2 separate regions of the Homo sapiens genome follow, and region 1 is linked to region 2. The links are chromatin contacts, found by Hi-C in ENCODE. All regions are on one chromosome and are shown on one strand. The core of a region is the stretch at or near the end of the contact, and the rest is flanking DNA. Distances in the headings are between cores, read along the strand shown. Region 1 has its middle 6.6 kb from the start of IFNA6. Region 2 holds the start of CDKN2B-AS1 (CDKN2B and CDKN2A antisense cis and trans regulatory RNA 1).

Evidence for each region. A loop is a pair of places that touch in the nucleus more often than their neighbours do. Pooled maps may share reads with other maps.
Region 1: a loop to region 2 is called in a pooled map, with 5 times the contacts of the local background. The contact joins the enhancer-like site here to the promoter of CDKN2B-AS1 in region 2. A Hi-C loop is called at or near these places in 6 of 50 pooled maps.

Annotation. Positions count from the first base shown.
Region 1 is chr9:21,355,160-21,359,860 of GRCh38, reverse strand. No RefSeq gene overlaps it. Among named protein-coding and RNA genes, the nearest start is that of IFNA6, 6.6 kb to the right of the region's middle. RefSeq lists an enhancer at 2,077-2,176. Within about 2 kb of position 2,085, at least 3 of the 41 ENCODE cell types and tissues checked have a DNase peak (open chromatin) inside an H3K27ac peak, as active enhancers do.
Region 2 is chr9:21,991,371-21,996,040 of GRCh38, reverse strand. CDKN2B-AS1 (CDKN2B and CDKN2A antisense cis and trans regulatory RNA 1) reads right to left here and starts at 1,250. Exons shown (of 19, transcript NR_003529.4): 1 at 880-1,250. LOC124902130 (a long non-coding RNA gene) reads left to right here and starts at 2,013. Exons shown (of 2, transcript XR_007061436.1): 1 at 2,013-2,155; 2 at 3,561-4,670. It also overlaps a transcript of CDKN2A not described here. RefSeq lists silencers at 797-996, 1,317-1,576.

The DNA of each region.
Region 1 (4,701 bases), core at 836-3,335, 640 kb after region 2:
TAGTAGAGACGGGGTTTCACCATGTTGGCCAGGCTGGTCTTGAACTCCTGAGCCCAAGTGATCCATCTGCCTCTGCCTCCCAAAGTGCTGGGCATCTGGTGAAAGCCTTAGGCTGCTTAGATGCTATACAGTTTAGATGTTTGGTGGGGACATCTTACATCTCTATAGTTTACATGTTTGATGGGGAGGCTGACCTGTGAGTCCTGAAGGAGCAAAAAATCAGAGCATGTACTGCTGGGCTGTCCTGGAAATTGTTCATTGCTTTTTCTTTATTCTTAATACATAAAAAAACTCAAGAGTAAAAAAATAAATTGGCTTCCAGGAGTTTGTAGTTGATGGGTTAATAGAGTTGTTTTAGTATATTTTTGAATACATCACTAATTATTTTTTCACTTGATGATGGCTCATGCCTGTAATCTCAGCACTTTGGGAGGCTGAGGCAGATCACTAGAGGCCAGAAGTTCGAGACCAGCCTGGCCAATATGGTGAAATCCTGTCTCTACTAAAAATACAAAAATTAGCTGGGCATGGTGGCAGGTGCCTGTGATCCCAGCTACTTAGGAGGCTGAGGTATGAGAATCGCTTGAACCCAGGCTGTGGAGGTTGCAGTGAGCCAAGATGTCGCCATTGCCTGAGCGACAGAGTGAGACTCTGTCTCAAAAAAGGAAAAAAAAAAAAAAGGAATATATTTAGTCTACTTTTCCTTAGAACTTAAAGGCAGTTAATTCAATTCACTTACACCACACCCCCTGTTGCTCTATACAGCACGAGCAAATGTTTGGCATTCAAAATGAATCTCAGAATCCTTTGTCATCTCACCCTCTCTGCTGTATTGATTTTATGCCCTGGTCTCTCCTTGGTTGATAAATTCATATCTATCCCCCCTTCCTTTAATGGGTCCTTCCAGTCAAGCCATTATAATGATTCTCCCTAAGGTTTCGACCTTGCATTATTGGTGTGGTCAGAATAGTTCATCCCTGCAGATTTATATTTCTCTCCCAATAGTTTTATAAAAGAGTATAATCCAAATAGTGTTATTGAGAGGACAGAGATAGTATTTTCAAAACATCATAAAACAGCCTGGCACAGTGGCTGATGCCTGTAATCCCAGCATATTAGGAGGCTGAGGCAGGAGGATTGCTTGAGCCCAGGAGGTCAAGACCAGTCTAGACAACATGGTGAAACCTGGTCTCTACAAAAAATTAGCCATATGTGGTCATGCCTGCTTGTGGTCCCAGTTACTCAGGAGGCTGAGGTAGAAGTATTGCTTGAGCCCAGGAGGTCAAGCTGCAGTAAGCAGGGATCACACCACTGCACTCCAGCCTGGGTGACAGAGTGACACCCAGTCTCAAAAAGGAAAATCTTAAAACAGTGGATGGTCCCTATTAGGCCTGCAATAAATGTTGGTGTTATCATTTTTGATATTATCATCCAGATTAAAATAGAATCTTTTGGGATCATCCAATTCTCTTCCATTAATTCCTGGTTTCTCAAGGCTATGTTTTCATTGCCTGAGTAAATTTATTAACTAGGTGGAGTCTTTAGGCAAGGCTAATATGCATTATCCTGCCAGACAACTTTGTTGGTTGTCTAGCGACTGCAGCCTGCTTACAGGCTTTTGGGAATTGATTGGTGTGACTTCTCCCTTCTGTCTAGAGCTGATCACATGTGAATTATATGAAAGAAAGTCAAGTAGCTGGTCTTGGAAAGCTGAATTCAGTCCATTGACCCAGGAATTGCTTTTCTTAGAACCTCTGGCAGATGCAGCCATTTTTCTGCCTTTGTGCACCTCAACATTGGCGTTATGTTTTCACTCTGCCAGAGGCTCTAGTCCTCAATTTTTGCTGCATTGAATTTTGCTAACTTACACTTTGCAATTAGTCAGGGGAAAGTCACTTCCCTTCTTTCACTTTCATGACAGTCAGAATGGCTTCTGTTTTCTTTCTGCCTACAAACAACTGTCAAGTACTACTTTCTAGAAAAGTTGAAACAAGAGACAAGAAAACCACAAAATCTGGAAATTATAAAGAAAACCACTGCGGCTCTTTTGCCTTTCTTTTATTTCCCTTTGTTTGTGTGACTTCATAGTGAATTAGAATGTAATGTGGTAGCAGCAAGACAAACTTTGCCCAGTAAACCACTACGTTAAAAAGGCGTTCTAAAAATTCATTTGTTGTTGAGGTTTAAATTTAAAATGAAGAATCACAAATCAATCAGTAAAGGAAAGATGGCTATGACTGTTTAACATGATAGCATGGGAGCTCACTGCCCTGCACGATCAAAGTTTCACATAGACAGAGGAGCAAAGAACTTTAACAGATCACGCTGAACTGGTGAACAACTGAGGGTCACCATTTTCTGTAATATGAGCCTCTGAAGAGAAACATTACCTTTGAGTCTTTTGTGCCTAGCTCAGAAATTTCAAGCATAAAACTGTTCCATAGTTTAAAAGAGTTGAAGATAGCAAAACAGTTGAAGAATAAAAGCTGTACTTGGCAAAGTTAAAATTATTTAACTACTAAAGATAAAATAATCACAATAGGATAATTCCTTTACCTACTTAGACAAAACAAACCTTTGCAATCAGCCTTCTAGGGGTGTTGAGACTTTTGGTACCTAGGATCTGGGTCAGGAGATGAGGGGGTCACCACTGGGAGCAAATACTCCTTCACACAAAACTCTAGGGGCAAGAGCAAGGGTCAGGGGCATTTATTATTTTGGCAACAAAGAAGCAAGGCCCTCCTTGGGAAAAGAGTTCCAAAATCATCAGGATTTGATGAGCCTACACTTACGGAATAACTTGATGTGATAAATACCTTGTGAGTGATGTGATACTAAGGAAATAACATTATTTTGATATTAAAATTTCCACACCCACATGCACCTGAAAAAAAATAATGAAATTCCTCTTAGGGGTATTGGTAAAGCCTGAGAAGTGCTATATTTCTCCAGTAACAAAATAATGGACTGGGTCGGGTAGCTCACACCTGTAATCCCAGCACTTTGGGAGGCTAGGCGGGCGGATCACTTGAGCTCAAGAGTTCCAGACCAGCTTGGCCAACATGGTGAAACCCCGTCTCTATTAAAACACACACACACACACACACACACACACACAAACACACACACACAAACACACACACACACACACACAAAATTAGCCAGGTGTGGTGGGGCATGTCTGTAATCCCAGCACTTGGAAGGCTGAGGCATGAGAATAGCTTGAACCCGAGAGGTAGAGGTTACAGTGAGCCGAGATTGTGCCACTGCACTCCAGCCTGGGTGACAGAGCAAGACTCTGTCTCCAAAAATAAAATAAATTAATGAAAGAAAGGGCCTTGACCATATTAATCGAATCTTGAGTGCCCAGGGAAGCACAACCACATGAACCTGAATGAATATATCCTAGAAGAAGAAAAGCACTAGAGAAGCTCATTCACTAATAAACTAATTCCATTAGTCTATATGTCTGTTTTTATTCAAGTGCCATGCTGCCTTAATTATTGTAGCATCATAATATGTTTCAAAATTAGGAAATATGAGACCTCTTGCTTTGTTTTTCTTTATCAAGATTGTTTCAGCAACCCAGAGACCATGACGTTTAGGATATATTTTTTCTATGTCTGTTAAAAATGCCTCTGTGATTTTGATAGAGATTGCATTGAATCTGTATAACACTTTGGAGAGCATGCAGATTTTAACAATATTAAGTCTTCCAACCCATGATGGATACAAGTAAATGTCTTCCCATTTATTTTTGTCATCTTTAATTTTTTCAGTAGTATTTGGTAGTTTCTAGTGTCCATGTCTTTCACATCCTAGGTTAAGTTTATTCCTAAATATTTTATGTTTTTTGATGCTATTGTAAATTAGAGTATTTTCTTAATTTCCTATTAAGATTATCCACTGTTAGTATATAGAAATGCCGCTGATTTTTGTTTATTGATTTTGTATACTGCAACTTTGCTCAATTCATTTATAAGTTATCTCTCTCTTTTCTCTCTGTCTCCCTCTCTCTCTCTCTCTCTCTCTCTCTCTGTGTGTGTGTGTGTGTGTGTGTGTGTGTGTGTGTGTAATCTTTAGGTTTTTCTACATATAAGAATATGTCATCTGCCAACAGAGATCATTTCACTTTTTCCTTTATAATTTGGATGCTTGTTATTTATTTTTGTTGCCTAAATACTCTGGCCAGGATTTGAAATACTAGTTGTAAGAGCACATTCTTGCCTTTTTCCTGAACTTAGAATAAAAACGTGTAATTTTTCACAGTTGAGCATGATGTTTACTGTGGGATTTTCATATAATAGCCCTTATCATGTTGAGTTAATGTCCTTCTAGTCCTAGTTTGTTGAGTGTTTTTTTTTTAATCATGAAAGGATATTGAATTTTATCAAATGGTTTTTCAGCATCAACTGAGGTGATCATGGTTTTTCCTCCCTTCATTCTGTTCATGTAGGTTACTACATTGATTTATTTCTGTGTTGAACCATTCTTATATTCCAGGAATAAATCACATGTAGCCATGTTATATAATCGTTTTAATGTGCTGTTAAATTTGGTTTGCAAGTATTATGCTGAAGGTTTTTGCATCAATATTCATCAGAGATATTGGTTTGTAGTAGTTTTCATATCATGTCCTTCACTGAATTTTATGTCAGGTTAATGCAAGATTCATAAATTAGTTTGGAAGTGTTCCCTCCT
Region 2 (4,670 bases), core at 1-2,500:
CCACTTCTTCAACTAGGCCACTAGGCCCAAGCGCATGAACAGGAAGCCACTGAGAAGCGGGCCACATTTCCAGGTTCCCGGAGCTGGGCCTAGTCCCGAATCCTCTGGCACACACCCACCCACTCAGGCCGCGGGTCCAGCCCGCGAGGTTTAGGACGGATCCAGGCAGACCGCAGGCTCCGGGTCGGGGCACCGGGTCAGCGCGCCGGCCTGAAGGCGGCGTCCTGGGCTCGACTTCCCGCGCGCGGAGAGCCGGCGAGCCCGCGTCCGAGTTCCTGGACGAGAGCCGAGCCTCGCTTAGACCGCGCTCAGGACCCGGCTCCTCCGCATTCTCCGGCTGCCCCTGTGTCCTCGACTCACCCCTCCTTTCTGCCGCTCCTTCCTTTCCTTGCCCTGCTTTTACTGTTCCCAAACAGGACCGCTTTTCCTGTCTCCCAGCTGGAAAGGAGGAAGGGAGAGAGTCCAGAAAGGATCGGTGATGTGGAAGAAAAGGGGAGGAGGGGACATGGAGGGGGAGACCGGAGAGAGAACGTACGCCGAGGAGTCAGGCGGCGGGATCAAGGGGAGTCGGGGTGTCTGGGCGCGGGGCAGAGCGTGGAGGCGGCAGCGGCCAACGGTCGCCAAGACAACCATTCTACGCGAGGACGCGGCGACAGGAGGGGAGCGGCCAGCAGGGGAGGGGAGCGCGGGGGAAGAGGAAAGAGGAAGAAGCGCTCAGATGCTCCGCGGCTGTCGTGAAGGTTAAAACCGAAAATAAAAATGGGCTAGACACAAAGGACTCGGTGCTTGTCCCAGCCAGGCGCCCTCGGCGACGCGGGCAGCTGGGAGGGGAATGGGCGCCCGGACCCAGCTGGGACCCCCGGGTGCGACTCCACCTACCTAGTCCGGCGCCAGGCCGGGTCGACAGCTCCGGCAGCGCCAGCGCCGCGCCGTGTCCAGATGTCGCGTCAGAGGCGTGCAGCGGTTTAGTTTAATTTCGCTTGTTTTCCAAATCTAGAAGAGGAGCGGAGCGGCTTTTAGTTCAAAACTGACATTCAGCCTCCTGATTGGCGGATAGAGCAATGAGATGACCTCGCTTTCCTTTCTTCCTTTTTCATTTTTAAATAATCTAGTTTGAAGAATGGAAGACTTTCGACGAGGGGAGCCAGGAATAAAATAAGGGGAATAGGGGAGCGGGGACGCGAGCAGCACCAGAATCCGCGGGAGCGCGGCTGTTCCTGGTAGGGCCGTGTCAGGTGACGGATGTAGCTAGGGGGCGAGCTGCCTGGAGTTGCGTTCCAGGCGTCCGGCCCCTGGGCCGTCACCGCGGGGCGCCCGCGCTGAGGGTGGGAAGATGGTGGTGGGGGTGGGGGCGCACACAGGGCGGGAAAGTGGCGGTAGGCGGGAGGGAGAGGAACGCGGGCCCTGAGCCGCCCGCGCGCGCGCCTCCCTACGGGCGCCTCCGGCAGCCCTTCCCGCGTGCGCAGGGCTCAGAGCCGTTCCGAGATCTTGGAGGTCCGGGTGGGAGTGGGGGTGGGGTGGGGGTGGGGGTGAAGGTGGGGGGCGGGCGCGCTCAGGGAAGGCGGGTGCGCGCCTGCGGGGCGGAGATGGGCAGGGGGCGGTGCGTGGGTCCCAGTCTGCAGTTAAGGGGGCAGGAGTGGCGCTGCTCACCTCTGGTGCCAAAGGGCGGCGCAGCGGCTGCCGAGCTCGGCCCTGGAGGCGGCGAGAACATGGTGCGCAGGTTCTTGGTGACCCTCCGGATTCGGCGCGCGTGCGGCCCGCCGCGAGTGAGGGTTTTCGTGGTTCACATCCCGCGGCTCACGGGGGAGTGGGCAGCGCCAGGGGCGCCCGCCGCTGTGGCCCTCGTGCTGATGCTACTGAGGAGCCAGCGTCTAGGGCAGCAGCCGCTTCCTAGAAGACCAGGTAGGAAAGGCCCTCGAAAAGTCCGGGGCGCATTCGGCACTTGTTTTGTTTGGTGTGATTTCGTAAACAGATAATTCGTCTCTAGCCCAGGCTAGGAGGAGGAGGAGATAACCGCCGGTGGAGGCTTCCCCATTCGGGTTACAACGACTTAGACATGTGGTTCTCGCAGTACCATTGAACCTGGACCTCCCTTCACACAGCCCCTCAATCGTGGGAAACTGAGGCGAACAGAGCTTCTAAACCCACCTCAGAAGTCAGTGAGTCCCGAATATCCTGGGTGGGAATGACTAAGACACACACACACACACACACACACACACACACACACACACACACACAGTAGGAAAGGTGTATTTCAAGCACACTTTCTTTCTCCTTGGGGAGAATTATTGCTAACCATCTAAGTTTTCTGGAGGCGGCCTTTTTTCTCCCCAGCCTCCCGGCGGGGTCACCCTCTCCCACCTTCCAGGAGAGTGGAGGACCCGTGAGATACGGGGCACGCAGGCAGCGACTTCCTGAAATGCTAACAAGGATCGTAGGATCAGTTACTGCTGCGAGGAGCAAGCACTTGCTTCTTGGGGGAGTTTTGCAGCCAACAGGGAAATGGGCTTTCTTTGTGAGTTAGAGGTAGAGGTCCGGCGGCCTGAGTGATTGAAACTGCTCGGGACAATGCTCGTATGTTTAGCAAACGACAGAACTGTAGAACTGTTCCTGAGAAATCCCAACTGATAGTATTTTAGTCATCTCAGACGACAGTTAGCACAGTTTAAAAATGAGGCCTACTTCTTGAAAAACAGAATCCAAGGTAGTTTTGTCCTCACATTGACAAATGTTGACACAGCCAGTGTAATTTCCTATAACCAGGAAAACTGAAAGAATATATGTACAGTTAAAATATGTACAATGCTAATTAAAACTTGTGTAATAAGTCTAAAAGTAATTTAATGAGGCTTCACTTTTATGACCGTCCTTGTGGTATGCTTCGCCAGGAATATATAGCTTCAAAAAGCAAAGGCCAGCGGAGGGGTAATTATTTTTTTACTGCAATGTTAATTGTCTCTTTGACATGGAAATATAAACCTGTTAAAACTATCAGTGTTTAATTTAGTGTCTCAATTTCTATTAGCAAAAATTTATAATCTATAGGATAAATGCACATTTTATTTTTTACTTTTCATATTATGCAAGTTAATTTTTTTAATTTAGTCAAAGGAGCTTATAAAGGATTTCAGGGCCTGTTGCTGGATTTGATTTTAATTCATTTTGAAACATTGACAAGACCCTGGTTGTTGTTTTTTTTAACAGTGGTTTATCCGTATCAGCAAAAGTTTAGCCACTGTGACCGGTAACTGTATGAATATAGTTCTTAATATTATTGTCTATATAAAAATATTTATTACTCTAGTTAATATTATTCTATATAAAATCATTTTGTTTAAATTATTAAGTTGCCTCTGAAAATCTGTAGTAACAAAGTAGAACATGTCAATGTATATAAATGCCATAATTATGTATTTTTTAGTTTAGGCCTATAAAACATAACATTGTGGTGATTTTAAGTTAGAGAAAATATTTTATAGTATGTTAATGTATATGCATGAAATGCAAAAATATTTAAATGATAGGTTCATTGAAATAGATCATTTTTTGTTATTTAGGTATAAATCAATTTTCAGGACGTATGTGAAAAGCGCAATCTTCAGGAAGTTTCTCAAGATAGAACACAGCTTGGATAGAATGTCTTGAAATATATGCAATTTTCCAATTTCATATGTAAAATGATATACATAATATAAAATCTAGCGGTGTTAATTATAATGATATGTAATTATATATTTCACATTAATATATTTTATGCCCATGGCTATATTGATTTGGGAATATATATGGATACTAATTATGTTAGGATTCATACAATTCCTTGAGAGGCACAAGTGCTAAAAATTACTTGTATGAATTATTTAATATCATTGCAAATAAGATGTTATTTTAACTTTTTTTAAGTTTCTGCAAATATGTTTATTATGACTTTTTATTTTTATATGATTGGAAATACATATACTAAAATTCCACGTTACCAGTTTCTTAACCACAGAAACCTGAAAAATTGCCATAGTTGATTTGTTACTTCTACCTTGGTGCATTTACAAAATAGTCATATTTTTATTATGAAGTTAAATATTCATTTGTTTATAGCTACTTCAGAAGGCTCAGGTTATTTTTTTCTTTAATAGCACAGAGTCCTCTCAAGGTAAGCACTGTGCAGTTAGTATAAACCATTATTCCCCATGTGTACATGATTCACAGTTTGTATTGTGTTCCAAGTGAACCATAGCCCTTTCAGAAATCAAGACTTATATTCATTTTACTTCTTTGAGTACTCTTGAATTTTAGAAAGTCCATTATGATCCTAAGGTAGCAACAACATAGCCTATTACCGTCTATGATGGTTTACAGATCTATTATTCCACGTTAGTTCATCACTATCAACTACCATGATAGAGTTAAGCTAAACCATTTTCCCAACATATGAAAAACTCCTATTACTAAAGTGATACAAATGGTATCAAAAATACTTTTTTATAGCAAGGTTCAACAGTGGGCCCAGTGCTTTTACACTTTTTCAAAAGTCCTTGGAGAAACAGAGAAAATCTCACTTGCCTTCTGTACTAAAACATTCTAGGCCGAACTAAAACTGAAACTTCATAGTAGAACACTGTAGGCCAGGGGTGTTCAATCTTTTACCTTCCCTGGGCCACATAGGAAGA